Regions from separate parts of the Homo sapiens genome. Here regions 1 and 2 are each linked to region 3. A link is a contact called in ENCODE Hi-C or POLR2A ChIA-PET data. All regions are on one chromosome and are shown on one strand. The core of a region is the stretch at or near the end of the contact, and the rest is flanking DNA. Distances in the headings are between cores, read along the strand shown. Region 1 has its middle 160 kb from the start of KLF5. Region 2 has its middle 190 kb from the start of KLF5. Region 3 has its middle 81 kb from the start of KLF5.

Region 1 (4,109 bases), core at 100-2,599, 77 kb before region 3:
TATAATCTTTCTGAAGACAAGGCTTCAGCTGCATGGCATGTAATCTAAACTAGACAAAGGTTATACTTCCCACCCTCTATAGAAACTTACAATCATATATTCCAATAATAAGATTCTGTAGAGATGAAGTGGTTGTTTTGTATAACAAGATCGTATATCTTCCAGCTAGAATAAAATGAGGTTTTGAAAACAAAGTAATTACATTGTTAAATGGGACATAGAAAAGACATTTCGCCTCCTAAGAATGTTTGTTATGAATTTAAACAGAAAATATTTTTATGGGAACAGCAATAATAAGTTATGAACAATTCTATTTTGAAAAGTTTTTTTAATGAATCAATGTTTTTGCTTGCAAAGAACATTCTTCTAACTTGATATGTTAATGTTCTATAATATATCTTTTAGTTGAAATATTGCATCACTCACTACTTCTATTTTGCCTAGCAAAGGACAAATCATTTTAATTTTGTGCAAACCACACATCTGTTTTATATGAGAGATCACTATTTCTCACTTGCTAAAAATATATACAAGACAAAAACAGCCTCCCAAAAACTACCCGGCTACACATTTAGCCCTACTACAAACATTCTGTGGTCCTTGAATTGAGCAAATCACCAACTAAATTGGCAAATGTTAATATTGCTGTCTGCTTTTCATAGAAAGAAGTGCTCTGTTTCTGTTGGACACGTTTTCAGGAAAGTGAGGTAATCCTCAATTTTTCCCTAGGAAAGTAAGCCTGGGGCATGCTCAGAAGTGGCTTGGTGAGGCCATTGTTTGAAGGTAAAAGGAGGTGGTTAGTGGTATGATGAAACTGAGATAAGACTGAACGCAAAGGCAATCAGTAAGAATGTTCAAAGTCATTGACGTCAATTAGACTTTTACCGAAGAAATGACTATAGTATGTGGCCTCTGGATTAATAAATCATTATTGATCAAACAGCTCTTCCTTCCCCTTCTCACCACCTGGCCGTTCAAATAAAAAGTACCTTCTTCCTTATGCCCCAAGTCCAAAAAAAAAAAAAAAAAAAAAAAGGAAAGGGGAGTGTTTTAAAATACTTCCAATCTTTTCCTATACTGGTTGTAAAACATGATCTGAATGTCCTTCAATATCTACTTCTTGAAGGCAATCAAAAAATAAATTAAGTGAATTGACGGGATGTCTTTGCCAATGCTCACATTTCATGTCATATGTTTGTGATCACAATTATGCCGAAGACCAGTGCTCTCATTCCTTCCCTGAAGCTGTGGTTCCTCAAGTATGAAGGGAATGAGTTACATTCCTTGTAGGTTCTAGCCATTTCCCGTTTCTCAATTAAGAAACTTGCAGGTTACTGGGCCGGGCGCAGTGGCTCATGTCTGTAATCCCAGCACTGTAGGACGCCAAGGGAGGAGGACTGCTTGAGTCAATACTAGCCTGGGCAGCATAGTAAGACCTCATCTCTACAAAAGATAAAAAATTAACCAGGCATAGTGGCATACACCTGTGGTCCTAGCTACTCAGGAGGCTGAAGCAGGAGAACTGCTTGAGCCCAGGAGTTCGAGGCTGCAGTGAGCTGTGATTGTGCCACTGCAGTCCAGCCTACGCAACAGAGCAAGACCCTATCTCAAAAAAAGAAAAAAAAGAAAAGAAAAAGGAAAGAAAGAAACAGCGATTACTAACAACCTGGGCTTCTGGAACTTCCTGATCTTTCCCCTAGTACCTGACAGAGAAAGTAGCCCCCAAAGACATTAAATGAAAAGCGGGAAGAGCTGAGATCTTAGGAAAATCTTGGCTTAATGAAATCACTCTAGTATGCCAGAGATACATTGGAAAATATTTTGTTCTCTTTATCACTTATTCAGCAGCTTATTTGTTAATTATTTTGTAATTACTAATTAGTTCGTCCTCTCCCAATTTCACTTCACTGTTTTGCATTGACTAAGACGAGAAGATGCATTTTGTCTACTTTACATTAGTGAAACTGAGAGCCAAGAGATTTCACTGAAGTAGTCAATGCTATGACACTGGGGATGGAAGTAGCCCTAACCCCAATTCTGGTCATGCTTTCTATGTGGAATCTCTGAATTCATAATGGTAATACCTCATATTTACATAGCATTTTCATAGTTTCCAAATGCCTTCAGTGGGTTTGTCTTATTTAATCTGAACAATAGCCCCCTGAAAAATACAGCAGACACTATTCATTCCCATATTCGGAGGAGAAAAATGAGACTTCAGAGAGTCTATGTAAGAACCCAGATCTGGTTCCAAATCAAAAGATTTGAAGCTTTAGGTCTAAATAATGTCATGCCCTGAAAGAAAATTCAAATGAATCCACTTTTTGCCATCACCACAGCCCAAATTATGGCCCATATCATCATCATTTTGATTCTCACAGTTCTGACTTGTAATTACATCATCTCTTACATCGACTCTTTTTTTTTTTTTTTTTTTGAGACAGAGTCTCGCCCTGTCACCTAGGCTGAAATGCAGTGGTATGATCTTGGCTCACTGCAACGTCCGCCTCCCAGGTTCAAGTGATTCTCCTTCCCCAGCCTCCCGAGTAGCTGGGATTACAGGCGTGTGCCACTACACCCAGCTAATTTTTGTATTTTTAGTAGAGACGGGATTTCACTATGTTGGTCAGGCTGGTCTCGAACTCTTGATCTCGTAATCTGCCCTCCTCAGCCTCCCAAAGTGCTGGGATTACAGGCGTGAACCACCGCGCCCAGCCACATCGACTCTTACATAGTCATCTTTGACTCTTACAGTTCTGACATGATGCCCCTCCCTGTCTCCATTCTTCCCCTTAAGGCATGCACTGCCAGCTGATCTTTTGATGCTATTTGTCAGATCATATTACTGCCTTGCTTGGAACCCTCCAACAACTTCTTTCTTATTGCAGGTAGAATTAATCTAAGCTCCTCACCATGGCCTAAATGTCTTCCATGATCTACCTCCGGAGCACCTCTCCAATTTCAGGTGGTGCCTGCCGCATGGGTCCTCTCTGCTCTTGAGCACAGTAAACTAACTCATTCCACTTGAGAGCCAGTGCACGTGTTCTTCTGTTTGCCTAGAACATGAGTTCCTGGGTCCCAGGGCTCCTCATCATTCAGGCCAGTTCACATGTCATGTCCAGGCCTTCCTTGACTAAATCACTCTCCTTTACCCTATTACCTGGTAGGATTTCTTGATAGCATGGCTATCTGGAATTATCTTACTTGTTTATTTTCTCTTTCCCCTCTCCACACACATGTCCTATTTCCTAGTATCTTTTATTCCTAGCATCTTGACCTAGTATGTAATTGACATCCAATATAATCTTTTGAATGAATTTGTGAAAAACATATGGTATGCATTTTTATATCTATGCTATAGATGTACCTAACTATTTAATTGTATGGACACAAATCATGTATTTTATTAATTCCCAGCTTATGGACAATTGGGGTGTTTGTAATTTTTGCTACTATAAGCCACATAGAAACAGACAGCTTTGTTCTTACAACTTTGTGCATTTGTTCCATTCTGTAGGGTCAATAGGGACACAGGTTTTGAATCTTTTTTTTTTTTTTTTTTTTTTTTGAGATGGAGTCTCGCTCTGTCGCCCCAGGCTGGAATGCAGTGGTGCGATCTCAACTAACTGCAACTTCTGCCTCCCCCGTTCAAGCAATTCTCTTGCCTCACCCTCCCAAGTAGCTGGGAATACAGACACCCGCCACCACACCCAGCTAATCTTTTGTATTTTTAGTAGAGACAGGTTTTCACCATGTTAGCTAGGATGGTCTCGATCTCTTGACCTCATGATCCACCCGCCTCGGCCTCCCAAAGTGCTGGGATTACAGGTGTGAGCCACTGTGCTGGGCCAAGGTTTTGAGTTTTGACAGCTACTACCAAATAAGTAATATAGTTTTTCTTTTCAAATTGAATTCTTTCCTTCCTCTTCTAATATCGCCTATTAATACATACAAATAAGGCTTTCTTTATCAACAAAAATGATATATCAGCTTTCCATTTTATCATGTGGACAAAATTCCACAGTGTCAATTGATTTGTCACACGATTCCATGTCATGATCAGGAGTAATACATACATACTAAAAACTTTGTAAAACTTAACTTGTGAA
Region 2 (4,096 bases), core at 1,502-4,001, 110 kb before region 3:
AAAAACAAAAATTATTTCTCTTTTCCACATGGGGTGTAGCTATGTATAAAGTTCTCCAGAAAAAGAAAAGAACAGTTAATTTTGTGCCTTATTTCATGCCCAGTGAAGCTAATCCAAGCACAGAGGCTTTCTGCAGTTAGTCGGTGATTACAATCCGACCAAATCTTCTGGGCTGTATTCTAGATCACTGTCGCCATGTAAAGTAATTGCCATCATCAAACCCACTCTTTGTTCCCATAAGGTTGCCCCAATTATAAGATAAAATAAACATTTTAAATATGGTAGAACTACATTTCTGACAACTTCTACTTACTTTCATTTGATGTAACAATAGAGTTGTTGTTTAGAGTTAACAAAGGATTTTTTTTTTTTTGCTTTTTTTTTTTGCTTTTTTTAACATCCTTTTTTAGGAGTGACCTTGTTTCTTAAATCCCATTTGTGTATGATAGGTGGAGATGAGGGACATGTGTGTGTCACTGGAAGTTTTTGAGAAGAGATCAATGGTTGTCAGTAGACAAAGAGCTGCAAGATAGATATCAGAGGTTTACTTTTCCTTAAAGCATAAATACCACAACCAACTGCACAAAGTCATTTATTACCCATGGACATCAATTAGAAAAGTTCTAGTGACTACAAGTTCTCAAATGCTGGGGCCCCTGGAGCCTTTTGTCCCTATCATAGTGGGATATAGGGAGGCGGATTTAGCTATTTAAGTGACCTCTGAAAAATTGCTTTAAAGAAAATGAGGCAGCTCCACATTCATCTCCTGACTCTCAAACACCATCCAAAATAGTAATAATGATAGTAACCTTCTTGCTAGAAGTATAGCTCTATAGAATTATGAGATCAGTGAGTATCAACATTTAATTCTTCAGTAATCTGAATTTTCTCTAATTGTTGCCTTGATAACCCAGCCAGCCCTCGAAGCAGTGTCATGTTGTAGTATTGATTAGTAGTGTCCAGAGCTAAATTATCTTAACAAAAAGGCAACATTTACATTTTGGCTTCTGAAAATTTTGATCCTTGCTAAAATAAAATAAGCAAGGTTTGCCTTCAGTACTGTTAATCTACTGCTTTCCTTCCTACTGCATTATGATAAAGACTTCTAAATCTTATCTGATTAGCATTACCCTTATTTCCTTACTAGCAGAACCACTGGGAAAGGAAGGCAGGTGCCCAGTCCAGAAAACTACCTTTCTTAGCCCTTTCCCAGACAGGCATGTGATGTGGTGGCACGTCAGGGGACACTCTATAAAGGAGACTGCCTTAATCAGCAGATCCTCTTCGCTCATGCCGCTCTTCCTCTTTTTTCTTCTTGAGTCATGGTTGTGATTGCCGGAGCTGCAACAACCATTTTGTGAGCCTGAGGATGAGAGCAGAGAGCCTGATTCCTGATGACATCAGGGAGCCGCCATATAACAGACCAGCTTGCCTACATCTGGACTTAAATGAGATCAACGTAAACCCTCATCTTGTGGAAGACACTATTTCACAGTCCCTATTAGCAGCTGCAGATTATAACTTCTGATACATTCTCTAAGAAGTTTTTGCCCCATGCCCTGCCTGAGCTCCCTGCTCCGGGACACTCACCTCTCAGTCCATCACCTACTTCTACCTTTCAGAAAATGATTGTTTTCCCTCTATGCCTCAGGCCTTCTCTCTGCCAAACTCCACTCTAGCGAAAAAAAATTGTTTTCATCTTCTCAAAGATGGCTTTGGTACTTTAACTATTTTTATTTATCTTGGAATGTATTTATAAGCCACCACCTTTTCAAAAAATTTACATAAGGCAGTTTATCACCTAGCTAATCTGATTATTTAATATGCATCATTGGGGTAATAGAAGAGGTCATGGTAGAAAATAAATGAGAAAGTAAAATATAGAGACAGTTGTATTATGCCCATGATAGCTAAAGAAATAGAAATGGAATTCTTTCCTACCCAAATACCCTTATGTAAACAAACAGGCAATCTTTTTAAGCTTTTAAAAAAAACAGTTGGTGAAGATGATTTAACTAGAGTGAGATTAAATAACCACAGCAAATTAAAATGTGAGCTATCATCAATTTTTTTTCAGGGGCCCAAATGCAGCAAATTAAATGAAGTTTAGAAACATTCTTCTCAAAAACATGGGCTTCTTCTTTCGAAAACTCATTCCTTGCTGGAGTGGCTACTTCATTTGCTCTGTTTATTGTCATTACACTATCAGCAAGTTGGACCAAAGGCACTTACAAACATGTGTGATTGTTTGGGTTAAACTGCAGCTGCTCGTGAGGCTGTTCATACTGACCCCATCTGGAAGGCTGGCTACCGAAGCAGCCCTCTTTCCCTGACTATTCTACTTTCAAAGACTCTTCTCCTTTCAAAGACGATGTACACTTATCTTTTGCACCTGAGCTTGCTGAGAAGGCCATGGAGACACTGCTTTTCTGCAACCTACCTCCTTGGAGCTGTTCCCAGCTTATTCTTCTTGCCTGATTAAAGCTTAAAGCAAACTCAGAACTGGGCTCCAAATGTTGCTTTCCTATTTCCTTTGCAACTCTGTAAACTGGGTTTCTGTCTTTAAAACCCGTAAGTTCTTCCCTTCTTCTTCCTCCACTAGGATCTGATAATCAGTAGGAAAAGGAGGAGAGAGAGGAGTGGGGGACGAGGTGGGGGAAACAAACTGTGCCTGAAAAACAAAGTTGTTACTCTTGAGGCAGAAGGCTTGCTTCCAAAAGCAGTGACTCACTGCACTGAGGGACATTGTCTTGCCTAATAAGTAAAGGCATGTGGCCAAATACACACCTGCCCACAGGTAAGGAATTTAATTCTTCCCAGGACTGCAGATACCATGAGCTTTACATGCAAACATACAGCTTTGCTTCTGCATATTTGCATGGCAATGATTTCTAGATTTCCATTCCACTCCACCTCTCGGCTGTCATTTCACAAAACAAGTGAGGAAATGGCCATGTGCTTAGGAAACTCAGAAGCTGATGGTTAAAAAAATCAACTGCGCCACAGCCTCCTCTCTGAAAACTTATAATTTTTATTGGGAAATTCTGATCAACTTCGTTATGTTGTATCTTTAGTTTCTCTTATTTAAAAAATGCCTGAAATATGTGTACTCTGATTTTTTGAGGTGTTTTAATGTATCAAAAGGGGCATTTGGTTGTAATTATCAATGTTATTTCAGTTTTAATTTAAAGGACCTTATCGCAACTTTATTCGTTATGTACTATAAACGCTATCTCCACCTCTGCCATTTAATGGAGAATTTTTGATTGATGACTCTCAGATCTCTATCTCCATCCCAGATCACTTTCCTCAGACTCATATGTACCAACAAGAGATGTAGTACAGTGATTAAATGAAAAATTTTGAAAGGCAGACTACTTATGAAGCCCAGCTCCTCCATTGACTGCTTATGAAGCCCAGCTCCTCCATTGACTGCTTATGAAGCCCAGCTCCTCCATTTACTATGTGACTTTGGATAAATTACTTAATCTCTCTGCCTCAGTTTCTAAATCTATAAAATAGGAATAATACGATATTGTATTAATTCTAAGAGGGACGTTTTAACATCTTTGAATCAAGATGTGTCTTACAATGGATGGTACCTTAGATTTGATGAAATAAACTAACAATAGCTGTTAGGGTGGCTGTGGGAATTAAATTGATCAAAATATACAATTTATGACAATATTTGGTGTATACTGAGCTTTCAATAAATGTTAGCCAGTATTATTGCATTAATGGGCATATCATTTTCAATTTTCAGGCATCTCAAACTCATCTTTCCTTCAAAGATGATTCCCCTATATTCCTTATTTTGTTTAATGTTAGTCACACAAGTCAGAAACATAAAAATCATCCCTGGCCATTCCTCTCCTTAAGCCTCCACATTCAATCACTTAACAAGCTCTCTTAATTTTACAGTCTAAACATCTCCCATCTTTCCTCTTCTTGCCATGCCCACTGCCACTGCAGTCATCATCTCTGACCTGGAACACGGCAGCCTGCCGTTCAAACTCCACTTGGCCTTTAGAGTCATCTTCCTGACATGGGAATCACATTCTAACTCTCCCTGTCTCCAACTTTTCAGTGCCTCCCC
Region 3 (4,314 bases), core at 1,713-4,212:
TTGAATAAGGAATGAATACAATGGAGCTCATTGAAATGAACCTCACTGAAAGGATTAAGCCAGTTGAAAGGATTTGTTTCCTGCACATCCTATATTTTCCATGATGCAGAAAAATGAGCAATTCTCTGCCCTTGGTCTGCCCTCTCCATTAACAATGCTTCCCTCCTCGGAGGCAAGGGTAAAGCAGAAAGCAACATTTGGACAAATATTCATGTCGATAAGAACAAAATGAAACAACAGCAGCCTGGGAAAGCATATCTAATTGACTAAGTCATGCAACCCCAGTCCCTGGCTCTCGAAGTTCCCTGGAAGGCTGAGCAGGGTTTCCCCTGCATGGTAGCTTTTCCTAAACAAATCTGAAAATCAATGATTCCCTTCAGTTCTCTGGGTCAACACAGACTACAGCCAGAGGTTCTGAGCTGGAGGTGTTTGTGTCGTGAGCTCTGGATACAAATGGAGGTCAGTGGCTAGAAATGGCTAGAAGCTTTGGGAGGCAGTTTTCTTCCTTAGCTGTCTTTTGGCCTGGTGACCTTCGGCTTTGGTTTTCCTCTCCTTACAAAACCCACTCTTCCTTTTAAATAAGCTTAAGACAACCCAGGTGCTTCTTAAATATTGTTTCACAGAAAAGAAGCATTTTTCTATTTATAGGAAGAGAAAAGGTGTTGTGAAAGGACTGAACAGCTTCCAGCTGCTGTTGAGGAAGGGAGGCAAGGTGCAGGATGGGGACTTCCCCCCTCCAGACTCTCGTCCCTGGGACTGGACTCCTCCATGGAGCTGAAAATTCCAACTCAGAGAGAATGCTCTGTCCCTGCCTTACTGCCAGAGTGTGAACTGAGACTAAACACACACGAATCACTTTAAGATCTTGGAATCCCTGTTACTTAAAGATGGGAGAGACTGAGGCACTCTGGGTTTATGACCTCCCAGCTAAAAGACTTTCTGCCACAGATTTTATATCCAGCAGCCATTTCAGAATGGTTTAAAGCAGGCAATATGGTTGGGAGGTCAGGCACATGGCTTGTCCCAAAGCTGAGTTTTCACAGCAATCACACTGTTTTTATTTAGATTGGATTTTACAATCAACAAAACTTGCAAAAATCCCTAAAGATGCCTTTACTTAAAATTCATATAAGAGAATACTGCCGGGCACAGTGGCTCATGCCTGTATTCCCAATATTTTGGGAGGCCAAGGCAGGAGGATTGCTTGAGGCCAGGAGTTCAAGACCAGCCTGTCAAACATAGTAAGACCCCATCTCTATTTTAAAAAAGAAAAAAAGGCCAGGCACAGTGGCTCATGCCTGTAATCCCAGCACATTGGGAGGCCAAAGCGGGCAGATCACCTGAGGTCAGGAGTTCAAAACCAGCGTGACCAATATGATGAAACTCTGTCTTTACTAAAAATACAAAAATTAGCCTAGTGTAGTGGCATGTGCCTGTAATCCCAGCTACTCGAGAGGCTGAGACAGGAGAATAGCTTGAACCTGGGAGGCAGAGGTTGCAGTGAGCCAAGATTGAGCCATTGCATTCCAACCTGAGCAACAAGAGCAAAACTCCATCTCCAAAAAAAAAAAAAGGCCACATACAGTGGCTCATGCCTATTATCCCAGCACTTTGGGAGGCCAAGGCAGGAGGATCGATTGAGCCCAGGAGTTCAAGACCAGCCTGGGCATCATAGTGAGACACAGTCTCATTTAAAAAAAAAAAAAAAGAAAGAAAGAAAGAAAAAGAAAAAAAAGATCAAGAATATACCAATAGTCCATATTAGTAATTATGATGATTGTTGTTATTGTTATGACTACTATGGGGAGGGGGGTTACAAAGCTGACTGAGTACGGGTTAAAGCCTTCCCAAGCCACAGGTTATTACCCAAAAATAGAACATAAAGAAAAATCCTTATGAAATGGTGCCCAGATTCCATTTAAAGACGTGTAGGCCAGGTGCTGTGGCTCACGCCTGTAAATCCTAGCACTTTGGGAGGCCAAGGCAGGTGTATCACTCACGATCAGGAGTCTGAGACCAGCCTGGACAACATGGTGAAGCCCGTTTCCACTAAAAATACAAAAATTAGCCAGGCTTGGTGGTGCACACCTGTAATTCCAACTACTCAAGAGGCTGAGGTAGGAGAATTACTTGAACCCAAGAGGCAGAGGTTGCAATGAGCCGAGATCGCACCACTGCACTCCAGCCTGGACGACAGAACGAGATTCCGTCTCAAAAAAAAAAAAAAAAAGAATAAAAGAAAGACAGGTAAACCTCAGAGAAATGACTGGGCTGGGAAGGAAGCAGCCTATTTATGACAGCCACGCACTTTACAAAAGCTCTCAGTGGGGGACGACAAGGCAAGCAAAGAAAGAACTTTCTTAAGTAAATATGAAATCAATTAAAGGAACAGATCCCTGGAAATAAATCATTTACAGAAACAGGTCCCACCTGTGGTTTCTAACACAAAATACACTGAATGCTCTACCTCAAGTCACTAAATGAAAACGGATTCCAAAGTAATTCAGTCTCTATACATGGTGAGTAAGAGGCGAGCTGCTAAAGCAAACCCTGCAAAACAAAGGTTTTCAAGATATCAAATCCATAGCCTTTCTTATCACAAAAGAGGTGAATGAATATGATGGTATTCTTACAGCATGTTTGCCATAGCATTTGTCAGGGAGTTATCCTGTGCAAAGGTAAGGTTTGGTATGCAGTGTCATTATTTTCCCACCTACTTCTGTCACAAGGTCTACTTAAAGGGCAGTTTCTTTCCTTAGTTCTTTAAATGCTTCCAAAAAGATATCTTAAGGTCAAGAAACTCCAGCAATGTGCAAATATCTTTCGGGAGTCGTCGATTTCCCCCTAGTACCATTAGGGGAAATGTTATTGTAGGCAGTCTACAGCAAGTTAATGGAGGGTCAAGTTTCTGTTTACTTTGGGACAGTATTAGTAATCGGAACCAGGAGGAAGGAGGCCTGGCGGCACAGGAGCACAGCATTCTTGGTCAGGCTGCCTTCGTTTGCTAGTTCGGATTCCAGAGTATGTTGAAATGATATTTCACATTCAATATTTGGAGAAAAAAACATATATATATATATTTACATACACACATACACACACACGCACATACACACACACATATATATAGTATCTATTTTGCTCTCCTTTCAAGACTTTTAGCCTTTCCACATTGGCAAAGGCTGGATTATAAGATTTGGATTCATTAGTGTTGCAACAACTCTGAGATTTGGTAGCTGAGGATTTTTTGTATTCTTTGCAAATTAGTCATAACGAGATGGGGTTTGATGACATTTTTCTCCTCAAACAGCCTCTTAGTAACCAAAGTTCAATAACAGATTAATACTCCTTTATCCAAACAAATTAAACAAATTCCGGAATATTTGGCTACATACTGGTACGTTCAACAAATATTTATTTGGTGCCGATCATGTACCTGGCACTAAGCAAGGCACTGAGGGGACAAAAGTGAACAAGACAAACTAGTGCTTATGAAGAGGCAGCAAGAGGAGTGTCTTTGCAGAGATGGAACAGTTCTATGTCCCAATTGCGGTGGATACATGAACCTGTACAAGGGGTACAAGATCGTAGAACCACACATATGTGCACACACACACTCACACATACACACAAGTGTATGTAAACTGGTGAAACATCAGAAAGGTCCTATAAGTCTAAACAATGGTATTATATCAATGTCGGTTTCTGAATTTTGATAATGTACAATAGTTATATAAAAATGTAATTCTTTTGAGAAACTAGATAAAGGGTACATAGAGGTATTTATATTATCATTTTAATTTCTTTTTTTTTTTTTTTTTGAGATAGAGTTTTGCTTTTGTCGCCCATGGCAATGTGCGACAAAGTGCAATGGCACAATCTCAGGTCACTGCAACCTCTGCCTCCTGGGTTCAAGCAATTCTTCTGCCTCAGCCTCCCGAGTAGCTGGGATTACAGGTACCGGCCACCATGCCTGGCTAATTTTTTGTATTTTTAGTACAGATGGGGTTTCACCATGTCGGCTAGGCTGGTCTTGAACTCCTGACCTCACTTCATCCACCTGCCTCAGTCTCCCAAAGTGCTGGGATTACAGGCGTGAGCCACCGCGCCCAGCCTATCATTTCAATTTCTTATGACCCTGAAGTTATTTCAAAATAAACTATTAATTTTTAAAAAGACTAGTCTTTGCTCTCACGGAGCTTGCATTCTAGTGGGAGAAACAGATAACTAACAAGTAGACAAAATAATCCCCAAATTACTTTATGTAGTGTGAAGAACATTGTTTAACAAGTGCCATGATATGAAATAATAAAA

The links. Hi-C counts contacts between places; a loop is a spot of excess contacts on that map. ChIA-PET counts read pairs that join two places held with the same protein, here RNA polymerase II (POLR2A). Pooled maps may share reads with other maps.
Region 1: a loop to region 3 is called in a map of PC-9, with 8 times the contacts of the local background. The contact joins two enhancer-like sites. A Hi-C loop is called at or near these places in 5 of 168 maps with a recorded cell type or tissue (Caco-2, Calu3, DLD1 and 2 more) and 1 of 50 pooled maps. POLR2A ChIA-PET finds 5 or more read pairs at or near these places in 1 of 52 experiments (PC-9).
Region 2: a map of PC-9 shows a loop between it and region 3 (2.0-fold over the local background). The contact joins two enhancer-like sites. A Hi-C loop is called at or near these places in 2 of 168 maps with a recorded cell type or tissue (Caco-2 and PC-9) and 2 of 50 pooled maps. POLR2A ChIA-PET finds 5 or more read pairs at or near these places in 2 of 52 experiments (OCI-LY7 and PC-9).

What each region holds. Positions count from the first base shown.
Region 1 is chr13:73,213,216-73,217,324 of GRCh38, reverse strand. No RefSeq gene overlaps it. Among named protein-coding and RNA genes, the nearest start is that of KLF5, 160 kb to the right of the region's middle. Within about 2 kb of position 1,349, at least 3 of the 41 ENCODE cell types and tissues checked have a DNase peak (open chromatin) inside an H3K27ac peak, as active enhancers do.
Region 2 is chr13:73,247,551-73,251,646 of GRCh38, reverse strand. No RefSeq gene overlaps it. Among named protein-coding and RNA genes, the nearest start is that of KLF5, 190 kb to the right of the region's middle. Within about 2 kb of position 2,751, at least 4 of the 41 ENCODE cell types and tissues checked have a DNase peak (open chromatin) inside an H3K27ac peak, as active enhancers do; they include PC-9, where a contact is called at or near this core.
Region 3 is chr13:73,137,424-73,141,737 of GRCh38, reverse strand. No RefSeq gene overlaps it. Among named protein-coding and RNA genes, the nearest start is that of KLF5, 81 kb to the right of the region's middle. Within about 2 kb of position 2,962, at least 9 of the 41 ENCODE cell types and tissues checked have a DNase peak (open chromatin) inside an H3K27ac peak, as active enhancers do; they include PC-9, where a contact is called at or near this core.